Linked DNA regions of Mus musculus: region 1 is linked to region 2. The links are chromatin contacts, found by Hi-C or POLR2A ChIA-PET in ENCODE. All regions are on one chromosome and are shown on one strand. Each heading gives the region's core, a stretch centred on a gene start or an enhancer-like site at or near the end of the contact. The rest is flanking DNA. Distances are from core to core; before and after follow the strand shown.

The links. A loop is a pair of places that touch in the nucleus more often than their neighbours do. ChIA-PET counts read pairs that join two places held with the same protein, here RNA polymerase II (POLR2A).
Region 1: a loop to region 2 is called in a map of gastrocnemius, with 2.0 times the contacts of the local background. The contact joins the promoter of E2f3 here to the enhancer-like site in region 2. A Hi-C loop is called at or near these places in 6 of 37 maps with a recorded cell type or tissue (gastrocnemius and heart). POLR2A ChIA-PET finds 5 or more read pairs at or near these places in 4 of 5 experiments (Patski and embryonic stem cell).

The regions. Positions count from the first base shown.
Region 1 is chr13:29,981,129-29,988,583 of GRCm38, reverse strand. It overlaps E2f3 (E2F transcription factor 3), which reads left to right and starts at 2,521. Exons shown (of 7, transcript NM_010093.3): 1 at 2,521-3,284. The coding sequence starts at 2,916.
Region 2 is chr13:29,938,627-29,945,814 of GRCm38, reverse strand. All of the region lies in intron 1 of E2f3 (E2F transcription factor 3), which reads left to right. Among named protein-coding and RNA genes, the nearest start is that of E2f3, 44 kb to the left of the region's middle. Within about 2 kb of position 1,851, at least 1 of the 3 ENCODE cell types and tissues checked has a DNase peak (open chromatin) inside an H3K27ac peak, as active enhancers do; it is gastrocnemius, where a contact is called at or near this core.

The DNA of each region.
Region 1 (7,455 bases), core at 1,272-3,771, 42 kb before region 2:
AGAGAGAGAGAGAGAGAGAGAGAGAAGAGAAGAGAAGAGAAGAGGAGAGGAGAGGAGGAGAAGGAGGAGGAGGAGGAGGAGGAGGAGGAGGAGGAGGAGGAGGAGGAGGAGGAGGAGGCAGAGCTAGAGCCAGAATGCAAACCCAGATTATACTGACTCCTAAGTGCAAACCTACTAAAATGAGCTAACTCTCCACTCAGGACTCATGGATTCCAGGGTCTGAATGCAGGACCTGATGACTTACCACCCAGACTGTTTCCTCTGCTCCCAGGTTTATGTCCTGCTTACCTTACTGAGGGTCGCCTAATGGTTTGCAAAGACTGGAATCTGGTATTGTCTCTACTGTCAGATGCAGCTCTCCAATGCCATCTTGCAACAACCCCTCCCCCATAACCTCCCTACAGTAACACCATGCAGCTGGCAATACCCTAGCTTACAGTATTAGCTTTCTCCATAGCGATCCATAATGCAAAGCGACAGTTACGAAATAAGATTAAAGAGGTTGCTCTCCTCCCTCTCACTCAACCAGGCATGTACGCCTTCACCTTATCGACTCTACAAACACAGTCAGTTTTGTTGTTGGCCACAAATCTTCAAACATACAAATTCTATGGCTCTTCAACAGGCTTGAATGCAAAACCAAAATATTTCCAAGCCTGGTATAAAGCTTAGCAGTACTTTTAATTCCAGAGAAGGTAATAAGGCTGAAATGCAATATTAGATGGTCCTAAGATGAACTGACCCCAAATTGTTAGGCTTCCTATAGGGTTTGAATGTGAGCTTGGGTAAAATAATTAATAATAATAATAATAATAATAATAATAATAATAACAATAGCAAGCAATACCTAGGTGAAAGGACTAGGTGTAATGCAAGCCTTGTCATCCACTGAGCACCCTACCAAATACTCTACATTTAAAAAATTATAATGTGCCTGAGGTAGAGAAGGATGTATCCCAACAGCTGTTTTCCACAGTTCTCAGCTACTCAATGAAAATCTGGTCTCGACATCTACATCTTCCCTCACCTTCCTCCTCAGTCGTAAATACTTCTCATTGTGCGTATACAAGTGTGTGTGTACGTGAGAGTGCACACGCTTGTGCATATGCACGTGCCTGTGGAGGCCAGAGAGGTCAACCTCAGATGTCTCCCTCAGTAGCTCTCTACCTGAGTTTTCAGAATAGGATAGCTCAGTGAGTCTCGAATTTCCCAACTGGCTTCACTGGCTGACCATCAAGCCCCAATGAGTTTTCAGGTCTCATTCTCCCAGTTCTGGGATTAGTGATACACGCGGTCATGCCTAGCTTTTTAAATGTGAGTATTGGGGATCAAATATAGGTCCCCTCACTTATGTAAGTAACTGATCCATTTCTCCAGCCCCACAATGCTCATTTTAAAGATCCGTGAGTATTTACTTTAATATAGAAACCAGTTCGACGATTTCATTTTCCTTGACATTTTCTGATTTCCATATATACATATATATGCATACATTTTTCTCCTCTTTTAAAACATATCGGGTTAGGTTTGCGTTGTAGTGTTTGCTGTTTGCTTAAGAATTTCCTGGCGTATGAGGCTGTAAAGAGCTGAGTGCAGGCAGCTTTCACTGGAAGTCCCACGTCACCATAAAAGCCTGTACTACTTTGGATTACTGCATGGCGGATTAAAAACCCGCGGATCAGTTCTAGGTTAGCCCTGATTAACTCCCCTGGGTGTTTCTGGGCCAGAGAGGGTGCTTGTTAGACTCAAACCTATACTTGTAGTCAGAGTTCACTGAACAAAGAGTTAATTTTTACTTAAATCGAAATCGGGCTAATCATGAAGCTGCCAGGAATGATCTGGAATATGAACTAAAGTGTGCCTGCAGTCGCGTCAGCTGAACCTTCTACCCCCACGGTTCTGTCTGCCCACATGCTTCTGTCTATCAGCCTTGGCCTCCGGATCCGCTCTCACGTCATTGGTTGGATTTCAGGAAGGAAGAAACCCAGGATTTAAAGGGCTCAGTTTTCCACCTGCCAGGCCGGGTCCAACTTGCCTTTGACACATATTTAGGGGAATTTCTACCAGTTCTTCATTTACTACACTGCTTGGTTACAGGAAACAAAGTCCCTGAGGGTGTCACCTTGACAATTTCCAAAACCGAAACTTGCGCTCAAGACTAGATCCACACTGAGTCTGCGAGGCAGAGTCCCTGCCCAGGTCATCAGAGCCAGCCCCGCGGGTAGGAGCGAGGGAGGGGCCTGGAATGGGCGTGGCTTTCCGTGGGAGAGTAGGACTTTGCCCCACCTCCTAAGAAGCCTGCTCTGCTTCCAGCCAGTCAGGTTGCTCTATGCAAATAGAGCCCGGGTCACCCCGGTAACCATGGTGTATGGCAGCCAATGGAAAACAGCCAGTGGCGACCTCGCTCCAGGATTGGTACCGAAGTAAGGCGACAGGGATCCAATGGACTGTGGGAACAGTCCTCGGCGGGTTGAGGGGCGGAGATATGCAAATATGGTTTGAAAAGCCGGCGGGAAATCTGAGTTTCGCGGGAGGACCTTGGCGCGTAAACCGTATCCCTTCATTCATTGTCAGCAGCAGCTTCCTGGAGCCATTTTTCAGCTGCCGGCCGCAGCACCCGGGCTGCCGCCACCGCCTCGCAATCCGTTGCATCGGCTGCCCCCGACGCCTCCATCCCTCCTCGGGGCCTGATATCCGTGCGGCCGGGACCCTCCTCTCTCCAGACCCCCGATTATTTTTGGCCCCCGGGGCCTGTGCGGTGCGGAAAAATAAAAAGAAAAGAGAGAGAGAGGGTTCGGAAGCGCCGGGAGGGGAGGCGAGAAGGAGAGACTTGGAAACTCCGGCTGCAAATAATAAAAGAAATTGAAAGCAATACGTTAATATATCGTAACACTAAAAAAGAGCAGGAGCGAGAGATGAGAAAGGGGATCCAGCCCGCCCTGGAGCAGTACCTGGTGACCGCCGGGGGTGGGGAGGGGGCGGCTGTCGTCGCCGCCGCCGCTGCAGCCTCCATGGACAAAAGGGCACTGCTAGCCAGCCCCGGCTTCGCCGCCGCCGCCGCCCCGGGCACGTACATCCAGATCCTCACTACGAACCCTTCCACCACGTCCTGTGCCACCTCCCTCCAAAGTGGCGCCCTGACCGCCGGCCCCCTTCTCCCCAGTGTCCCCGGCACGGAGCCGGCCGCCAGCAGCCTCTACACCACGCCACAAGGACCCTCCAGCAGAGTCGGGCTGCTGCAGCAGCCACCAGCACCAGGACGCGGCGGCGGCGGTGGCCCACCGGTAATACCCTCCTCAGCGTCCCTAGCCCAGGTGGGAGGCGGGCTCCCGGGAGCGGTGGCGGCGGGAGCGCGAGGCTGAGCATCGTGGGCCTCGTTGCTGTCCCTTCCAGCGTGTGCTTATTGTTAGACTCGGGGTGCTTTCCTGCGGACGTTGGGAGGACGTGGGGGCCTGGGCAGGCACGCGGGGCAGTGGGGAGTCCCTCTTTGAGAACCACATCCAACACTCCAAAACTTTTCGCGCCCCCCCCCCCTCCACTTCTTTTCCTGCACTTTTCCCTACCCCCACTCTCCCCTCCCTTGCAACTCGAAGCTTCCTCTTTCTCGGGCGTAGGAAGGGGTCACGCCCCGGATGGAGAAGGGGGTGGGGGAGGGAGTAGTGCACTGGAGAGTGGGGGACCCCAGAGGATGTAAACTGGGGGACCCGAGGCGTGCAAGCCTCCTCTCCTGTCTCTGCTGCCCCTGGGCGACTGGGGGTCCCGCAGGCGTGCTCCGAGCGCAGGGGCGCCAGTGCCTGGCACCTTTGGGGACCTAGCTCCAGGCAACAAAGGGGATCTGGGAGGTGGACGGGTATCGCGGTGGGGGAGGTGGAGCTGAGAGCCCCGGTGGGCCAGGGCTCGCGCTGTCTGCGACAAGGGGCCGGCGGGCGGGTGCTCCGGCCTGGGCGCATCTCCGCGGTGGCAGCGGCGGCGCCCGCGTGGCCGGAGCGCTGGGGCCTTGCTCTCCGGGCCCCGGGCCTGCCCTTGACCCGCCTCTCCCCTTGCCCCTTCCTTCCCCGCCCTGTCCCCCTCCCCGCCCCCCCGGCGACGGAGGGCGGGGGCAGCCGGGTTCCCGTCCCGCCGCCAGGATCTGTCCCTTCTCTCCGGGACCCGCCGGTGACGTTTCGCACACGTGCGCGGAGGACGCGCCTGTGACTGGGGAGGAGGCGGCGGCGGGAGGGGGCGCTGGAGGGGGAGAGGGGGCACCCACTTCCTCCTGCTCGCCGGCTCCCAGGCCTGGGACGGTCCCGGCGCCCTCGCACCCGGCACCGCCACCCTCCCTCTCCCGTCCCCACCCCCCCACGGCGCCCGCCCTCGCCCGGCGCCGCCGCTCCACTCGGCCTCGGGCCCCCTCTCCAGCCGGCCCCCCACCTCCCCCGGAGCCAGGCTGCTTTCGGAAATGCCCTTACAGCAGCAGGTTAGTGACCTGGACCGCGCGGGGGCCCGAGCCACCGCCGCGGGGACCCGGGATCCCCGGGGGGCCCGAGCCGGAGGGTAGGCGACGGAGCGGGGTTTTGGAGTGGGAACGGGGGGTTGGGTGCTTGAGGGAAATGAGTAAGCAAGAAAAATCTAACTAAGTAAATCCCCGGCCTCCGCTTCTAGGAGCCCCGGGGCGGGAGTGGCCGCCCCCGGGGTGGGTATAGTGTTTACGTGTGTTTCTTTTGGGGGGTGGATGGATGGGCAATTGAAACCCTGATGAGGGCTTCACGCCCGTGGCCGAGTTGAGCTGCTTTCTGTCTTGCTTCCCTTGTGCTGGAGGGGGAGGGGGCGGGTCAGAGGGTAGGGTGTCTGTGGGGTTCCCAGGCCACCCGCCACCCCCTCCCTTTGTCCCTGTAATTTATAAAGCGCCTTTGAGAGATGATTTAGGTCAGTATGCGGCTTTCCTTTTTGTTGCTACTAGAAAGAAGTGTGGCCCCGAGGTCTCCCTCTCTTCCTTTCTCTCCTGCATTCCTTCCTCCATGCCTTCTGTCTTCACCCTCGTGTTGTGCCTTGGCCCAGACCAGACTAGAACCCACCCGGACTCGGATACCTATGGTTGCATGATAATACCAGTCGAAGATCTCACCTAGTCTTAGGTCTAGGTGTGTTTGTTTCTGCACGATCAGTATTTTGCTGGGGTCTCTTAAGAAAGTCCGTACACATATATAGGACTTTGGGAAATGGGGTGGGTAGCGAAAGAATTAATTTTCTTAAATTTCTTTTCTGTTTATAATTTTCCCCTGGGTTGGATCTTGAGTGCTTTCCAGCCTAGAGATACTTACTAGGGATGTGTGATAGAGACAGTCCCAGTCAAAGAGGCTCATCCTTTTAGTGACTAGGGTCTGCCAGCAGGGGGGAAGCCGAGTACAGTACCTGCTTACACTGTGTACAGTATCCAGTGTGCTAGATTCTCAGGCACAGGATATATTCCATGCTTTCATTAGTGGTAAATACTTTTACGGACTTGATTAAACATGCTTGACCGTGCAGTGCAGCAAGCCCACTCCCCCTACACACTCGGTTCCTATATCATAAATAAGCTGGAACAACTGGCTATTGACACACTTCTTGGATCAGATTCAGATTTGCAGGGAAAGTTATTTTTGATAATAGGAAATTGTGAGGCTAGTAAATTGCTCTTTAAGAAATATCTTAGATTATTCATTGGACCAGCTCACCCAAGACTGTCTAACCAAATTTATATGTAGTTTACTGTAGTTAAGTACTTGAAGTATAAAATTATTGCCCTCACCACCTTCCATGTTATTTCTAAACTTTTATTGTCCTTCTAGCCATGAAGTTATTATTCCAGGAATATAGATTGAATTTGTATACTCAAAAATAATGTTTCATTATAGGAATATAAATGCCTCTTACACATATTCCGAAGTAGTTTTATGTAAGATTGTAATGTATGCTGAATCACTGGTTAATCTATGCTTCCAGAGCTGTATCTTGTGGGAGGGGTATGAAGTTTATCTCCCAGGTGCATACAAAGTCCTAAGCGTTGCAGGCAATGCTTGATTTGTTTATTATGTTTTTCTTGTCAGTGTTTCCGAAGGCTTCCAGTTAAGTCTTGGAATTTATTTGATTTTGTTTTTGAGGCAGGGTCTTTTATAGCCTTGAACCCCTGGTCTTCTTGCCTCAAGTGCCCAAGTTCTGAGATTTAAAACATGCATAGCCCTGTGTTTTAGAATTCTGTTGATATTTTCCCCTAAGCATGAAGATTGAGAAGGCATATGGAATGAACTAAGATAAGACTAAACATTCTATGTTCAAGAAGAGGTGGGGAATTCTTCAGGTGACAACAATTCTAGACCTATCTGTGTCTGCTTTTCAAGTTACATCTCTAGAGCATCTAAGAACTTGACAGTGAGTGGCTTGCCTTCTTGCTAACTGTAAGCCTCCTGGCTTGTTTACAAGTTGTCTGCTATTAGGCCAATAACTTTATCTGCCCAAATGGTTCCGTCTGTAAGGCAGGGCAATAATACTGAGACTTTCTTTTTTTAAGTCATGGTAATGAGTGTACAGTACTTAGCTCAAGGCCTGGCAAATAGTTAGCTGCCCCATAAAATTCGTATTTATGAATCAAGTATTTCTGTAACTCAGAAATGACTTAGATGCTGTTCCTCTGTTTACTGATGTGAGCAGAATGCTCATATGTTTTCTAAAGTGATATGTAATTTCATTCTTCCAGAAAATTGAGACTCTATCAGTGCAAGAGGCAGCCTATCATGTCAGATTTAATTTAATCCAGTCAGAGCAACCTGCTGATTATACTTTTTGAGAGAACCTTCGGTGCCTGGGAATTTCCTCTGAGATTGGAGGACTGGGGATGCAGTTTCAGCAGGGACTCTTTCCCACAACAACTTTGAGAGAAGAAAACGTGGGGCTCCTGTGGTTCTGTGTGCAGTAAGCCCGCTTCCACTGAGACATACGGTTGATGCCAAGTTGAGGCTGGAACAGAAGTTTTAGTCACTACATACCCCAAAATGGAACTTTTAATAAAATACAATGCCCAGACTTGGGCGGTACAAATAGCTCCCCTGTAGACAGTACTGAGTGGGCCACCCTAAGCATCCTTGGGAAAAAAGCACCTTTAACTTAGTCAAAGCACCCAAACCTGAGCACAGAAAAGGATGCGTGTGTGTATGTGTGTGTGTGTGTGTGTGTGTGTGTGTGTGTGTGCGCGCGCGCGTGTATTTTTCTAAATATCACCACCTTATATAATACTTGCAAGGACAGAGTCTGAGTTTAGCAGTGTGCTGTGTAAAGTTAACTTGGGAAAGGAATATACTCTGGGATTAGAAATAAGTATCAGCGCCTGGGAAGTGAAAGGAGAGCAAGAGAGGGACAAAAAGGGAGGGAGGATGGTAGGAGGTGTCTTAGAAATAAGCAGTAGTTTCTCCTTAGCTTTTCTGATTCGATCATCTCCAG
Region 2 (7,188 bases), core at 602-3,101:
CCAGCCTCTCTCCAGACAGTCATGGAGGAACTTAGGGTGCTGGGACTTTTATACTGTATCCGAAAGTATCACCTTCACTGTGAATTAGCTAAATGGCAAATTTGAGAGGGTGGGGAGGACCGGGTCAGATTTTCCCGCCTGGTCCAGGGAATTTCGAGTTTGAAGTCTTTAATTAGGGGTTCTTGTTGATTGTGCGTTAAAACAAAGCTGGAGGTGTCTGGAAGTAAGAAACCTATGCAGACATCAGAACTCACCTAACAGCTTCAGCTGGAAAGAGATGTAAGTTCATTGTGTTAATTGGAAGGGAGAATGTATAGAAAGTGAATGATCCCTTAAAGCTAAAAGCCTGGCTGCTTTCATCTCAGAGTTCTGCTTTAGTGCTGTGTCTCTGGAAAGTCCGTGTCTGCAGGGTGGACTTTGCCACGGGAGTCCTGCCATCTCTGAGGTCAGCAATACCTTTGGTTCAGTTGGTGACTTCGTTCCCATTTACCAAGTTTTTTCGTTTAACTTTGGGCTGTGCTGAAAATATACCTGTAAGATAAGATGTTCCTGTGTGTACTGAAATTTTCTCTGTGTACCTGTGAATGTGTGCACGTGTGTGTGGGGGCTGGAAGTCAGCCTCTGGTGTCCTTCCTTGGGAGACTTCAACCCTGTGTTTATTAGACAGGGTTTCTGCATTGCCCTGGAGGTCACCCGTTGTAGTGACCTGGAGGTCACTAGGTTGGCTGGCTATCGAGCCCCAGAGATTCATGTGTCCACCTCCCCAGGCCGGGATTGCAAGGGAATATCTGCATGCTCTGATGTGCGCTCTCTCTCTCTCTCTCTCTCTCTCTCTCTCTCTCTCTGTGTGTGTGTGTGTGTGTGTGTGTGTGTGTGTGTGTGTGTGTGTTGTTGTTGTTGTTGATGATTGATTTTCGGATTTGTTTAGTTTTGAGATGCAGTCTCTCACCGTGTGGCCCTGGCTCTTCTGGAAGTCACAGAAAACCTCTGCCCCCCGCGGTAAACACCCTGCACTTCTGGCATATTCAGTGTGGGTCCTGGAATCAGACTCTGCACCTAATACTTGCACAGTAAGCATTTTGTCAACTGAGCAGAATCCCCAGCTGTTGTCATTTTGACATAGTCGAATGCTCTGCAGTAATTGTTAGAAGGAAGCCTCCGTGGGAAGCTACACTTGGACTCTTGCTGGCCAGTCTGTTCCGGTTGCAGCTGTCCTAATGGCTTTTACAGGCTGACAATGTTACTACATGTTCATAGGTTCTTCCACGGTTTAGGAGACGCAAGGATTTTTGGATTTTTTTTTTTTTTTTTTTTTTTTGACAGGGTTTTGCCGTGTATCGCTGGCTGATCTAGAACTCCATTTGCAGATCAGGCTGGCTTCGTACTCGGATCTGTCTGCCTCTGTCTCTGGACTTCTGGGTATAAAGATGTGTGCCATCATGCCCAGTTCAAAGATTTTTTAAATCTGTTTTTTAATTTTACTTTGTGTACAATATGAGAGATTGAGAGAAAGAGAGAAAGAGAGAGAGAGAGAGAGAGAGAGAGAGAGAGAGAGAGAGAATGCAAGGTCACTGTATATTATGGAAATCAAAGCAGAATTTGGAGAAGTCAGTTCCCTGTGCCACAGCGGTCCAGAGGATTTACCTCAGATGTCTCTACCCACTGAACCATCTACCGCCTCAGCAGCCCTCTGATTTGCTTGTTACCCTGTCGTCTTAGAACAGATGGCAAGGTAGCAGTTGCTTGCGCATTGAACAACACTGAGTTTTCCAGGCCCATGAATAATGAGTCTACCAAATAAATCGTCAGTCTGCATCCTTGCCCAGACCAACTACCACTCTACCACTCAAACTACATGCCGGTGACTGTACTTTTGAGACTAAGTTGCCAGTGCTGGCATTGGACCCACTCTAGCCCAAGGGGTCCTTGGATTTGCACTCCTCTGGCCTCACTCTCTCTGGTAGCTGGGATTACAGACTTGCTCTGTGGGCCCAGCTTGATTTCCTTTCCAAGAACTGATGTATTTTGCACTAATGGTAGCTTAGGAGAGCTTCACCAGCAGAGAAGGTTATTGTACATTCTGGATGCCTGCCATTCTCATGCAGAAAAATGTACAATAGCCATATGGTTTGAGTTTGTATAGCTAAAAATTGAAAGAGGTTGAGCACCCCGTCATTTGTGTCTCTCTTCTCTCTGTCTCTCTCTCCCTCTCCCTCTCCCTCCCTCCCTCCCTCCCTCCCTCTTTCTCTCTCCCTCCCTCTCTCTCTCTCTCCCTCTCTCTCTGTCTGTCTCTCTCCCTCCCCCTCTCTCTCCCCCTCTCTCCCTCCCTCTCTCTCTCTCCCTCCCTCTCTCCCTCCCCCTCTCCCTCCCTCTCTCTCCCTCCCTCCTTCCCTCCCTCTCGCTCTCCCTGTCTCTCATATTGCATTCTCTGATGTGATTTGCTTTTCTTCCAATTCGTTTTTTGTCTCTTTGATCTGTGAGGTCTTTATAAAGATGAGGGAGCTTGCCTTTAATTCTAATATGTCCTCCAGAATTTCTCCCCACTTGATCATTTCCTATATGCCTGCTAACAGATGTTGAGTGTGTTTGTGTGATACCCACGTCCACACGTCCACATGCTCTCTGAGACCTTGGATCCACCTGTCTGCCTCCCCGATGCTGGCTTACAGATGTTCACTGCCCTGTCCAGCGTTTACCTTGGGTATCAGACCTCAGAGCTCCATGCCTGAACAGCAAGTGCTTGGCCAGCCTGAACCCTAGAAGTTACTTTTTTTTTTGTTTTGTGTTTTTGTTTTTGTTTTGCTTTCAAGACAGCATTTCTCCGTAGCCCAGGCCTTCCTGGAGACCCACCCGCCTCTGCCCAGTGCTAGGATTACAGATGTGTGCTACCATGGCCTGGCCAGAGGTGACTTTTTATAGAGCACATTTCTTCTTAACTTTCCAGCTCCTGAATTATGGATCACGGAGAGCCTCTTTTACTGTCCCCTCACACATAAAAGAGTTGATTCTTGTTTCATACAGGACCTCTGTGGTATCACCCTTTCTGTTTAAATATATGATCCATTTGCTGTGTGTCCCATACTCTGAAGAAGATGCCCCGGCCCATGGCCTATGCCTCTATTATAAAATTTTTTAAATGGAAAGTATACACTGTGCCCATGTGAAACCATAAACTATGGGTTACTGTTGGGGAGCTGGGGGTGGGTTTAGGTCCTTTTGTAGCTTAAGGCCGTGCCAGGCTCTCTCCTTCAAGAGTAACAATGTTAAGCCTTGAACATGAATGAGTAAACCCAGAGTCCGCCTGTGCGCTCAGACCTAAGGGGATGATGAAATTTTGCCTTTTGGAACAAGTCCCAAGATATACCCGAAGACAGCGTCCCATTTTCCTTGAAGTGTTTCAGTTTCATTCTTTATTACCGGGCCTGAGGCTGAATAGAAACTTCTCTTGTTAATGTGAGGATGCTCAAAGTCATATCTGCATTATTTGGAAGTTGCCAGGAATGGCTGCTCCTATCTTTGACCAATTATCAAAGTTTTTGTGGCAAATGCCAAGGTCCAGGGATAGTACTAGCTCAGTTGGTAGAGCGCTTGCCTATCATGTGTGAAGCTCTGGCACTCCCTGTACTTCGTACATCAGATGAGGTAGTGAACACTGGTAATCTCAGTCCTTGAGGGAGGAGCCCGAGTTCTCAGTCATCCTCACTACGTAGCAGGTTCAAGGTCAGCTAGGGCTACGTGAGGCTACTGTCTCAAAAAACCAAAACCGCCACCACCAACAACAAAAAAGCCCTGCTCCCAGCGAGGCTCAGTCAGTCAGAGATGTGTGATGTGAAAATCGGAGAATGGAGATTATTCGGCGTGGCCGCACTGGAAAGGGGAACAGATAAGGGTTACATCCACGTATTGCTCCCCTCCCCAGACCCCTTGGAGTCCGTCCTTGAGGTCCTGACTTTAGGACTTGGCTTATCAGGGGGGGCAAAAGATGTCCTGGGCCATCCAGCCTTGGTCAGAGCGGTCCCTGCCCACCAGCTCAGCTTCACTCTTGCGGACAGACGGTCTGATATCTGATTGTTGATCTGTTCCTTGCTGTCATTCCTGTGGTGGATTCATACCAACTGACTGATTCAGGTGCAGCGTTGTCTTCTTTTGGGGATGAGCTTTTCTGGAATTGAAGGTGACTGAAGAGAAAAGGTTAAGACCTGTGACAAATCTCTGTGCTCTCAGCAAACGTAAAGACGGGGGCAGAATGGAAGCAGAGAAGCCAGGCTTTCCTGCCGTCTAGAGATTGGACATCTTGTTACTGTGTAGACCCAAGTGTGGAGTCAGCCACCCATGATCCTGCATGCAGGGCCCCAAGAGCCTGACTCTTAGAGCCTTCCCGGGGAATCTGAGCATGCTCCCGTGTGAGTCCTGTGACGTGCTTAGAAGTCGTATTCAATTTTGTAATAGCAGATCACGGTCTTGGCGGTGCTGCCATCTGAGTGGGTGAGATTGGCCCTTCTTGGCATGTAGCAGTGTAAGGACTTAGGACATGGTGATATCTGTTATTTGACTCTGGTGTGCTTAGGAGTGGGAAATTTCTTAAGGAATTTTCCGGAGCTCACAGAGTCACTTTGGACTTCGTTGCATCCAAAATCCTGCCGCCGACTGGGCCAGTGCTTCCCAATGTCATATAATTAAAAACCAGAAGAACGGGTTTCCAGAATATGCTAGGAAGTTTTGTGGCCCTGGAAACTTGTTTACCCCCCAACAAAAGCAGCATTGTTCTTCCTCGTCCCTCTCCCCTCTGCCTTCAAAGATAATCTGACACCAGAATGGAATACATATTTATTTACCTGCGGTGGCCTTGGGCCAGAGAAAGCAGGGCTCGCCCACACAGCAGTAACTTCCAAACCTCACTGTGCCCATCTGAAACTCAGGGCAGCTTTACAGGACAGAATCCCCTAGATCCCTTTGCAAAATCTAGCATTACCCCACCCACGTCTGTGTAAACAAGTCCATGCCTCAAGAGTGAGACCTGGGAGTGGGTTTTCCTCAAGTTCCCCCAGACATTTTCATCGTGTACGCAAGTCTGAGAACTGAGCCTTTAAAGCCATGGAGTTTCTTATCACAGGGACCACACAGGAGAAAGAAGCATGAGCCAGTGGGAAAGGCCCTTGCTACCAAGGTTGAAGAACTGAGTTTGACCCTCAGGACCAACATGGCAGAAGGAGGGAATTGACTCCTAGGTTGTCCTCTAGCCTCCATGTGGACACCATAGCATATGCATGCAAGTGCGCACACACACAATAGACAAACAAATACAGAAATGTAGTACAAAGGAAGAGCTCCTTAGGGTAAGTATAGTTAGAACAAGAAATGGGTCATTTATGTAGCAACTCACATGGATGGCTTTCCCATCTGAGAAGAACTCGGGCTGCAGTGTGTCTGTTTCTTTCTGGATTTCTCCGTAATGGTCTTACTTGTTGATTTTGCTGGCTACAAGCACAGGTAATAAAATGCCAGTGGCCACCCGTGCCAGGGAGGTCAGGGCTGGACTTTCCTATTTGGCTCCGTTTTGATGGCATTAGCAGATTAATTTGAACCCCTTCTGGAGCCTTTGACCTCTTGCAGGGTTGTGCTGTCTTTGAGAGCAACAGTCCTTTCTAGATCATAGCAACAGTTGAGAATCCTTCTTAGGAAATCCGTGGCTCTTCTGCGAAAATTTCCCGGTAGAGTCTTCCAAAGTCTTCCACAAGGAGGGGAGGAGGCAGATTAAGAAAACAACTACTCATCGTAGTTCTGAAGGTGTCCCAGGGCTCGGGTGCTCCAGTGGCATTAATGGGAAGGCTGTGTGGTCATAAAAAGAATGTAATCCCAGCACTGTCGAGATGGAGCAGGGGAACCTAGCAACTCCCTACACAGCCAAGCCAGTCTAAGGAATGTGCAGCCACCAGGTACAGTGAGGCACAACCCTTTATCAAACAGTGAGGTGGAAAAGCAGTTGACAAGAAAACTGATGTCCACCTCTGGCTCCCACTCCGTGTGCACACACACACACTATGTACTCACAAAAGACACCAAGCTTGTGAACCTCACTAGTGTGAGGCTTCAGACACTGAAGGCATTCCTAGGACATCTCCTCTTCACTTTCTACAGCTCAGACCCACTGGATCCACAGCTCAGCTAAGGTCTCTTGCCTGCTGCCCAGGCAGGGTTAAATAATAATAAGTTCTATTTTGCTGACTTGCAAAATCAGCTGTCTGCTAGTGCAGCAGAAGTCATGTCTTTTTTTAACATAGATATTCGTGTTTTTTTTTTTTTATTTGCCTCTGTGAACGGCTGCGGGCAGTGGTTTAAAGAACCTGCTCTAAATTGTGGTGTGAGTCAAGTAATCCTTGCTTTGACTCCTTGTTGTGTATGGAATGTCAGCCTCCATGCACAAGAGTAAACAATGAAAAGTGTGAATAGAAGCACTTTGGAAGGGGGAGGTTAGTGTTAGTCCACTAATAGGAAAAACAGACCATAGTCACTACAGGACCAACCCATGTGTCTAAAACTATTGGGCTTTGGGGAATTGTGTGCTTTGGATAGATAAATAATATGAACAGATCCATAAGCTTTGGCTACTTTGTAGAAATCCTGAGATTCTTGTCTACCCTATGTGTGTTGCTTTTTAATTAGATGGTTACTTTGCATTAATAATGATAACGTTGAAAAAAGCCAGCTCTGCTGACAGGAATCTCCACGTGTGTCTCTGGGGTTCTGGGGAGTTCACTTGGGGTCAGTCATCGAGGAAAGCATGCTTCTGAGACCTGTGAATTAACTTGGTCACAGGTGAGCTTTCCCAGCTATGCAGCGGGGGAGGGGAAGTCGTGGGAGGATGTGACGCACATAGCCCTCCAAGGTGAGTAGTTTCTCCCTGTTCTCTTGAGTTAATCTAGAAATAATGTAGTCTAGAGAGACCCTGTTCCCAGCCTTGTCATGTTCAAACAGCATGGAACTCCCTAAACCTTTTCCACATTGATCATAAAGAATGTGTTTTAAGCAATTCCCTGGTATACATGTAATTTTTCAAGTAGTAAAGATGAAAGCAAACTTGCACACTAATGAGATGGATATGTCTGCCTGATACTGTACAATTCAAAGATACACTAATTTGGTATTTACGTGGATGCTCTCATAATACTTAGGGATGATAGCAGGGAA